2 separate regions of the Homo sapiens genome follow, and region 2 is linked to region 1. Evidence: chromatin loops called from intact Hi-C (ENCODE). Cell type or tissue: CD14-positive monocyte. All regions are shown on one strand.

Evidence for each region. Hi-C counts contacts between places; a loop is a spot of excess contacts. Peaks named below come from ENCODE experiments on the same cell type or tissue, not always from the same donor. Only the 100,000 strongest peaks of a DNase experiment are listed, where the experiment ranks them.
Region 2: it touches region 1 in a loop (4-fold over the local background); 2 of 110 quality-filtered maps call a loop at or near these places.

The regions. Positions count from the first base shown.
Region 1 is chr11:47,743,038-47,748,037 of GRCh38, reverse strand. It overlaps FNBP4 (formin binding protein 4), which reads left to right. Exons shown (of 17, transcript NM_015308.5): 7 at 1,644-1,982; 8 at 3,875-4,085. Among named protein-coding and RNA genes, the nearest start is that of FNBP4, 22 kb to the left of the region's middle. In CD14-positive monocyte, no CTCF peak of the experiment used is centred here; no DNase peak of the experiment used is centred here; H3K27ac peaks cover 596 bases.
Region 2 is chr11:46,772,701-46,777,700 of GRCh38, reverse strand. It overlaps CKAP5 (cytoskeleton associated protein 5), which reads left to right. Exons shown (of 44, transcript NM_001008938.4): 23 at 149-262; 24 at 1,318-1,446. Among named protein-coding and RNA genes, the nearest start is that of SNORD67, 13 kb to the right of the region's middle. In CD14-positive monocyte, no CTCF peak of the experiment used is centred here; no DNase peak of the experiment used is centred here.

The sequences.
Region 1 (5,000 bases):
AACTCCTGACCATGTGATCCTCCCACCTTGGCCTCCCAAAGTGCTGGGATTACGGGCATGAGCCACCACGCCCAGCTATTTTATTTTTTTGAGACAGTCTCTCACACTGTCATCCGAGCTGGAGTACAGTGGCATGATCTCAGTTCACTGCAACCTCTGCCTCCCAGGTTCAAGCGATTCTTCTGCCTCAGCCTCCCGAATAGCTGGGATTACAGGCGCACGCCGCCATGCCGGGCTAATTTCTGTATTTTTAGCAGAGATGGGGTTTCACTATGTTGGCCAGGCTGGTCTCAAACTCCTGACCTTGTGATCCGCCTGCCTTGGCCTCCCAAAGTGCTGGAATTACAGGCATGAGCCACTGCGCCCGGCCTAGGAATAGTTCACTTTAGTCTAAATCACCTTCATGGCATACTTACTAAATTTTCTTATCAGGCCCAGCATGGTGGCTCACGCCTGTAATCCCAGCACTTTCGGAGGCTGAGGTGGGCAGATCACCTGAGGTCAGGAGTTCAAGATCAACTTGGCCAACCTGGTAAAACCCTGTCTCTACTAAAAATACAAAAATTGGGCCTGTTGCCAAGGTGGGCGGATCACCTGAGGTCAGGAGTTCGAGACCAGCCTGGCCAACGTGGTGAAACCCTGTGTCTACTAAAAGTACAAAAAAAATTAGCCAGGCTTGGTGGCTCTCGCCTATAATCCCAGCTGCTCAGGAGGCTGAGGCAGGGAAATTGCTTGAACCCGGGAGGCAGACGTTGCAGTGAGCCGACATCACACTTTGCACTCCAGCCTGGGCAAGAAGAGCGAGAGTTCGTCTCAAAAACAGAAACAAAAATGAGCTGGGTGTAGTGGTGCATCCCTGTAATCCCAGCTACTTGGGAGGCTAAGGCTGTGAGGCTGGGAATCGCTGGAACCTGGGAGGCAGAGGTTGCAGTGACTTGAGATCACGCAATTGCACTCCTGGGCAACAGAGTGAGACTCTCTCAAAAAAAAAAATTTCTCATCATACAGAAGAAGGTAAAGATTTATCCAGTCATGTTATGAGCTGACAAAATACTGATCTTAAATCTATCTCTGTTTACTACTAGTCTGCCTTTTGACATCCTGAGAATAGCAGGGAGGATATATTTGAATCCTACCTAGAACTAGGCTCTCATTCAGTCAGTGTCTGTCTAAAGTAATAATGTAATGGTATAAATATATACTCACCTGTTGGGAGTAAGTGGTTTTGGCCGGGCACGGTGGCTCACACCTGTAATCCCAGCACTTTGGGAGGCTGAGGTGGGCAAATCACAAGGTCAGTAGTTTGAGACCAGCCTGGCCAACGTGGTGAAAGGCCTCTACTAAAAATACAAAAAATTAGCTGGGCATGGTGGCGGGCGCCTGTAATCCCAGCTACTTGGGAGGCTGAGACAGGAGAATAGCTTGAACCTGGGAGGCAGAGGTTGCAGTGAGCCAAGATTGTGCCACTGCACTCCAGCCTGGGTGACAGTGCGAGACTCCATCTCAAAAAAAAAAAAAGTCGTTTTTACCTTGAGTATTCAGCTACTGAAAACAGTTAATATGAATGTGTGTGCAATTGAATGTATGTGCAGGTGAGATTTGTTTCAGAATTAAATGAGACTAAATTATTTTGTTCTTTATAGGAAGTAAATGAAGGAATTCAGGCTCTCTCAAATAGTGAGGAGGAGAAGAAAGGGGTGGCAGCATCGCTGCTTGCTCCTTTATTGCCTGAGGGAATAAAAGAAGAAGAAGAGAGATGGAGAAGAAAAGTAATTTGTAAAGAGGAGCCAGTTTCAGAAGTAAAAGAAACAAGTACAACAGTAGAAGAAGCAACAACAATAGTAAAGCCACAGGAAATTATGTTGGACAATATAGAAGACCCTTCTCAGGAGGATCTTTGCAGTGTTGTCCAATCTGGAGAAAGTGAGGAGGAAGAGGAACAAGATACCCTTGAACTGGAGCTAGTTTTGGAAAGGAAAAAAGTAAGCTTTTGAAAGTTACTTGTAGAATGTTTTTTCCTCAGTACTACTCTACAGGGATCATTGTGCTTGACTTACAACCATTATTGGGATTTTGTTTTTCTTATCCCATCATCTAGGTATGTTGAAGCTTATGCAGCAAAAACTTTAAACTACAGAGGTGTAGGTTTTTTGGTCCTTGATGATACTTTTGGTAGTTATCGGGGGAACTCACCCCCAATATTTCAACCTAGGTTCTTTCTATTTTCCATAAGTGTCGGCCAGCTGAGAAATAGAAAGAGTATAATGAGAGGAATTTTACAGCTGGGCCGCCGGGGGTGACATCACATATCGGTAGGACTATGATGCCCACCCGAGCCTCAAACCAGCAAGTTTTTTATTAAGGGTTTCAAAAGGGGAGGAGGTGTAAGAACAGGGAGTAGATCATGTGCTTCAAAGGGCAAAAAGGTACTGATAAGGGTCTATGTTCAGCGGTGCACATGTTGTCTTGATAAACATCTTAAACAACAGAAAACAGGGTTCAAGAGCAGAGAATCAGTCTGACCACAGACTTACCAGGGCCGGGTTTTTCCCCACCCTAATAAGCCTGAGGGTACTTCAGGAGACCAGGGCGTATCTCAGTCCTTATCTCAACCGCATAGGACAGACATTCCCAGAGCGGCAGTTTATAGACCTACCCCCAGGAATGCATTCCTTCCCCAGGATATTAATATTAATATTCCTTGCTAGGAAAAGAATTTAGCGATATCTTCCCTACTTGCATGTCCATTTATGGGCTCTATGCAAGAAGAAAAATATGGCTCTTTTTGCCTGACCCTGCAGGCAGTGAGACCTTATGGTTTTCTTCCCTTGTTCCCTAAAAATCACTGTTACTCTGTTCTTTTTCAAGGTGCACTGATTTCATACTGTTCAAACACGTTTTACAATCAATTTGTACAGTTAACACAATTATCACAGTGGTCCTGAGGTGATGTACATCCTCAGCTTACTAAGATAACAGGATTAAGAGATTAAAGTAAGAAAGGCATAAGAAATTGTAAAAGTGTTATTTGGGAATTGATAAATGTCCATATTAAAATGAAATCTTCACAATTTATGTTCCTCTGCCATGGCTTCAGCTGGTCCTTCCATTCAGGATCCCTGACTTCCCACAACAGGTAGTTGATAATCAATAAAGAGACTTGACATTACTCAGACTTATACAAATGGGTACCAGAAAAAAACCAGAAAGAATGAATAAGACCTACTATTTGATAGCACAGTAGGGTGACTAGTCAATAATAACTGTATATTATAAAATAACTTTAAAGAATGAAGTTGGATTATTTGTAACTCAAAGGATAAATGCTTGAGGGGATGGTTATCCCATTCTCCATGATGTGCTTATTTCACATTGCATACCTGTGTCAAAACATCTCATGTATCCCATAAATATATACACTTACTATGTACCCACAAAAAAATGGGCAAAATTAAAAAATAAAAATAGAGTGAGTAGGCCGAGTGCAGTGGCTCATGCCTGTAATCCCAGGACTTTGGGAGGCTGAGCAGGAGATCACTTGAGCCCAGAAGTTGAGACCAATGTGAGCAACATACCCAGATATCATCTCTTACTAGAAAAAAAAAGTATGATGACATGTGCCTGTAGTTCCAGCTACTTGGAAGGGTGAGGTGGGAGGATTGCTTGAGCTCAGAAGGTTGTAGCTACAGCGAGCCATGATCATGCCACTGCACTCCAACCTGGGCAACAGAGGGAGAGCCTGTCTCCAAAAAAAAAAAAGTGCTTTCTGTTCTCAAAGAATTTAAATTTCAACAACATAGTCTTGTTTATTATTCTGATTATACATATTAATAAGCAGTTAATGACACTAACTTAATTGTCATGTTCTTTGTAGGCAGAGTTGCGAGCCTTGGAGGAAGGAGATGGTAGTGTGTCAGGGTCTAGTCCACGTTCTGATATCAGCCAGCCAGCATCTCAAGATGGAATGCGTAGGCTTATGTCTAAAAGAGGAAAATGGAAGATGTTTGTTCGAGCTACCAGTCCAGAATCTACCAGTAGGAGTTCTAGTAAAACTGGACGAGATACTCCAGAAAATGGAGAAACTGGTAATTTGTGCTTCACATTAAACTTCAGAGTTGAAAGATATAGAGGGGAAGGAAACTCTTGTCTTTTTTTGTTTCCTCTTCAACAAAACAGGAGATTGTACTTTTACTCTTTGGGAGAAGTGCTGGGAAGGAAGCTTCCATCCACCTCTCTACCTTTTCCAGATCTTTTTCTAGTAGAGGAGTAAGAGCCTGAGAGGCTGACACCCACTGGATGGTGGTGTATTCAGAGTCCAGTCCCATTTCTTCTCTCTGTCTACGTTGCCCAGCCTCTGTGTGGGTGGGTAGAGAGTTTGATTGTGTCATGAGGACCCAAGTTGTCTTCATTCAGGTAATAAGGACCTTATCATTCATTCATGGTAAGGTCGAAGAGCTCCTGCTGCATTTTTTAATCTATTTTCAGAGATCCCTGGATGAAGCTAATATTTTAATCTCCATTTGGCCCTAATTATTTTTTTTTCTTTTCCTTTTTGAGACGGAGGTCTCACTCTGTCACCCAGGCTGGAGTACAAAGGCATGATCTTGGCTCACTGCAACCTCCGCCTCCCAGATTCAAGCAATTCTCTTACCTCAGCCTCCCGAGTAGCTGGGATTATAGGTGCCTGCCACCGCGCCTGGCTATTTTTTGTATTTTTAGTAGAGACGGAGTTTCGCCATGTTGGCCAGGCTGATCTCGAACTCCTGATCTCAGTTGATCCGCCCGCCTCCCAAAGTGCTGGGATTACAGGCGTGAGCCACCGCTTTCAGCTGTGGCCCTAATTCTGTAGTGGAAAGTCAGCAGTAAGATAAGGACGCCAAACCTTAGTTGAGTACACCTAGAAGAAAATACTTTTATGGATCGTGGTTCAAAAACAGCCCAGTGCTGCTTCACAGGAAACTGAGGCAGAAGGATCCCTGGACCCTAGGAGTTCCAGGCTA
Region 2 (5,000 bases), 970 kb after region 1:
AAGTCGAATAGCATGACAAGCCAGTGTCTCTGTCTCTTGAGTAGGCCAAAAATCTCCTGCTGTATTGACAGTATAGCAGCAAATTTACGGAAGTTTGCACACAACTTGCTTATCGTTTCAACATAAAGTATTGGCTCTTTCCACTCAGGTACAGCAAACGCTGAATATCCTGCAACAACTGGCAGTAGCCATGGGCCCAAATATTAAGCAACATGTAAAAAATTTAGGCATCCCTATCATCACAGTCCTTGGAGACAGCAAGGTAAACCTAACTCTTTTCACCATGCCTCCATTCTGGAATAGGCCAGCCATATTTTTGGGTTAAAGATAATTCTCTTTTTAGAGTCATGTAAAGACCTGATAAACTTTATAAAGATGAAAATATTAGAAGAAAAACAGTAAACATTTTTATCTTCCAGGCAGTATTAAGGTGACCAGGTATCACTTATTAGTTTTGTGACTTTTAGATAAGCTATCTTTGTTGAGGGTCAGTTTCTTTATCTGTGAAATTTCTTTCTTACAGAATTAAATGAGTCTGTATGTAAGGTACATTTTATTGTGCCTGTCTCATATAGTATGCACACAATAAATGGTTGCTATTATGATTATAACGTAATTGTGTAACATTTTGCTATAGTGAATAAATATGTGAATTTGGAGTTCATTAAGTTATTTTCTACTTTTATTTTTCTGAACTATTAGAGTGGGATCTTCTAGTAGTTCAGCAAGATATTTGTAGTTTCATAGTTCTAGAAGTCACTGAAATATCATTGAAGGTTACAATGTTTAGCCGTAGACTAAATATTTGAATATCTCTATACTGTTGTATAATTTATTTAACTTGAGGAACTTTATTTAATATAATTTGTGCTTTTAATATTAATGTAAATTAATATAAAAATATAACTAATTTTCAGTCAATTTATTAGCAGTTTCAGTCTTAACCATTATGATGTCTTTAACATTTAGAATTTCATTCTTTAGCAGACAGACATGGACGTAAATGCCCCCAACTACTCAGGAAACAAAATATAAGAGTTATTCTTCTTACATGATATTTTATGCCCAGATCACTCACTGTTTTGCCTGATTAACTGAGTACACAAGTTTTACAATTTGGAGTTTTATATTTCTACTTTACTTTGGAGTTTTAGTACAATCATAGAACTAGTTTCTGTTTCAGAGAAGATGGTTTCATGTATGTTCATGTGGGCCTTAGATAACCCTCCATTGTTCATGTTCATAAAGCAACAGTGATCACCCCCTACCTCCAAACTGTAGTAGATATTATTTTTGCTGATTATCTTCTCCATTTAGAACAATGTTCGAGCTGCTGCCCTAGCGACTGTGAATGCTTGGGCAGAACAGACTGGCATGAAGGAATGGCTGGAAGGAGAAGATCTTTCTGAAGAGCTCAAAAAGGAAAATCCTTTCTTGAGGCAAGAGGTTAGTATCATAAATTAATCATGTGCATTACTCATGTCATTTACTTCCATAGGGGCTTGGGCCTGTCTGATAAATACGCATTTATGGTTAGAATGAGTTTCATTATAAAACAGTTAATAAAATGAAATCACATTCCTGGGGCCTTTGTATTCATGTGCTTCCATTTTTTCCTTTCACATGCTTCTTTATCAATAACGCTTTTTAGAGGACTAGGCTTTTTGTGGAATTTTTCCCTTTTCTTAAACATTTAAATGGTAAAATCAGAGGTTTTGTGTTTTTTTTATTATTATTTAAGCTCTGGGATACATGTGCAGAACATGCAGGTTCGTTACATGGGTATACATGTGCCATGGTGGTTTGCTGCATCCATCAACCCGTCATCTTCATTAGGTATTTCTCCTAATGCTATCCCTCCCCTTGCCCCGCTAACCCCCGACAGGCCCCACTGTGTGATGTTCCCCTCCCTGTGCCCGTACGTTCTCATTGTTCAACTCCCACTTACAAGTGAGAAATTGCGGTGTTTGGTGTTCTGTTCCTATGTTAGTTTGCTGAGAATGACGGTTTCCAGCTTCATCAATGTCCCTGCAAAGGACACGAACTCATTCTTCTTCTGTGGTTGCATAGTATTCCATGGTGTATATGTGCCACATTTTCTTTATCCAGTCTAACATGATGGGCATTTGGGTTGGTTCCGAGTCTTTGCTATTGTGAATAGTGCTGCAATAAACATACGTATGCATGTGTCTTTATAGTAGAATGATTTATAATCTTTTGGGTATTACCCAGTAATGGGATTGCTGGGTCAAATGGTATTTCTAGTTCTGGGTCCTTGAGGAATTGCCACACTGTCTTCCACAATGATTGAACTAATTTACACTCCAGCCAACAGTGTAAAAGTGGTTCCTGTTTCTCCACATCCTCTCCAGCATCTGTTGTTTTAATGATCGCCATTCTAACTGGCGTGAGATGGTATCTCATTGTGTTTTGATTTGCATTTCTCTAATGACCAGTGATGATCTTTTTCATATGTTTGTTGGCCACATAAATGTCTTCTTTTGAAAAGTTTCTGTTCATATCCTTCACCCACTTTTTGATGGGGTTGTTTGTTTTTTTCTTATAAATTTGTTTAAGTTCCTTGTAGCTTCTGGATATTAGCCCTTTGTCAGATGGATAGATTGCAAAAATTTTCTCCCATTCTGTAGGTTGCCTGTTCACTCTGATGATAGTTTCTTTTGCCGTGCAGAAGCTCTTTAATTTAATTAGATCCCATTTGTCAATTTTGGCTTTTGTTGTGATTGCTTTTGGTGTTTTAGTCACGAAGTCTTTGTCCATGCCTATGTCCTGAATGGTATTCTAGGTTTTCTTCTAGGGTTTTTATGGTTTAAGGTCTTAGGTTTAAATCTTTAATTCATCTTGAGTTAATTTTTATATAAGGTGTAAGGAAGGGGTCCAGTTCAGTTTTCTGCATATGGCTAACCAGTTTTCCCAATACCATTTATTAAATAGTGAATCCTTTCCCCATTTCTTGTTTTTTGTCAGATTTGTCAAAGATCAGATGGTTGTAGATGTGTGGTGTTATTTCTGAGGCCTCTGTTCTGTTCCATTGGTCTATATATCTGTTTTGGTACCAGTACCATGCTGTTTTGGTTACTGTAGCCTTGTAGTATAATTTGAAATCAGGTAGCGTGATGCCTCCAGCTTTGTTCTTTTTACTTAGGATTGTCTTGGCTATACAGGCTCTTTTTTGGTTCCATATGAAATTTAAAGTAGTTTTTTCTAATTCTGTGAAGAGAGTCATTGGTAGCTTGATGGGAATAGCACTGAATCTATAAATTACTTCAGGCAGTATGGCCATTTTCATGATATTGATTCTTCCTATCCATGAGCATGGAATGTTCTTCCATTTGTTTGTGTTTGTTGAGCAGTGGTTTGTAGTTCTCCTTGAAGAGGTATTCCTAGGTATTTTATTTTCTTTGTAGCAATTGTGAATGGGAGTTTGCTCATGATTTGGCTCTCTGTTTGTCCATTATTGGTGTATAGGAATGCTTGTGATTTTCGCACATTGATTTTGTATCCTGAGACTTTGCTGAAGTTGCTTATCAGTTTAAGGAGTTCTTGGGCTGAGAGGATGGGGTTTTGTAAATATGCAATCATGTTCATCTGTAAACAGAGATAATTTGACTTCCTCTCTTCCTATTTCAATACCCTTATTTCTTTCTCTTGCCTGATTGCCCTGGCTAGAACTTCCAATAATATATTGAAAAGGAGTGGTAAGAGAGGGCATCCTTGTCTTATGCCGGTTTTCAAAGGGAATCCTTCCAGCTTTTGCCCATTCAGTATGATATTGGCTGTGGGTTTGTCATAAATAGCTCTAATTAAAATCAGAGGTTTTAATCAGAACATAAAAATAGAGGCTGGGTGCAGTGACTCATGCCTGTAATCCCAGCACTTTGGGAGGCCGAGCAAGCAGATCACTTGAGATCAGGGGTTGGAGACCAGCCTGCCCAACATGGTGAAACCCTGTCTCTACTAAAAATACAAAAAATTAGCTGGGTGTGGTGGTGCGGGCCTATAGTCCTAGCTACTCGGGAGGCTGAGGCAGGAGAATCGCTTGAATCCAGGAGGCAGAGGTTGCAGTGAGCTGAGATCACACCACTGTACTCCAGCCTGGGTAACAGAGCAAGATTCCATCTCAAAAAAAAAAAAGTCCAGTTGCAGTGGCTCACGCCTGTAATCCCAGCACTTTGGGAGGCCACGGTGGGTGGATCACCTGAGGTCAGGAGTTCAAGACCAGCCTAGCCAACATGGTGAAACCCCATCTCTACCAAAAATAGAAAAATTAGCTGGGCATGGTGGTGGGCACCTCTAATCCCAGCTACTCAGGAGGCTGAGACAGGAGAATCACTTGAACCGGGAGGCGGAGGTTGCAGTGAGCCAAGATCGCGTCATTGCACTCTAGCCTGGGCAACAAAAGCGAAACTTCGTCTCAAAAAAAAAAAAAATAGAACATTCAAAAATCCATCAGAGTAATCATAACAACAGAATAACAAAATTTGTGATTATATCAACTGATGCAAAAAAGGCATTTGACATATCCAACATGCATTCATGATTAAAAACTCTTAGCAAGTCAGTAATGAAAGAGAATTACCTCAACTTGATATAAGCATCTGCATAACAACCTCTACAGATAACATGAAACTTAATGGTGAGGGCCAGGCGCGGTGGCTCACGCCTGTAATCCCAGCACTTTGGAAGGCCAAGGCGGGGGCAGATCACGAGGTCAAGAGATCGAGACCATCCTGGCAAACATGGTGAAACCCCGTCTCTACCAAAAATACAAAAATTAGCTGGGTGTGGTGGCATGCGCCTGTAGTCCCAGCTACTCGAGAGGCTGTGGCAGGAGAATCACTTGAACCCGGGAGGCAGAGGTTGCAGTGAGCCAAGATCGTGCCACTGCACTCCAGCCTGAGTGACAGAGCAAGACTCCGTCTCAAAAACAAAAAAACAAAAAAAAAAAAGAGGAATCACTTTACAATTAGCTTACTATATTG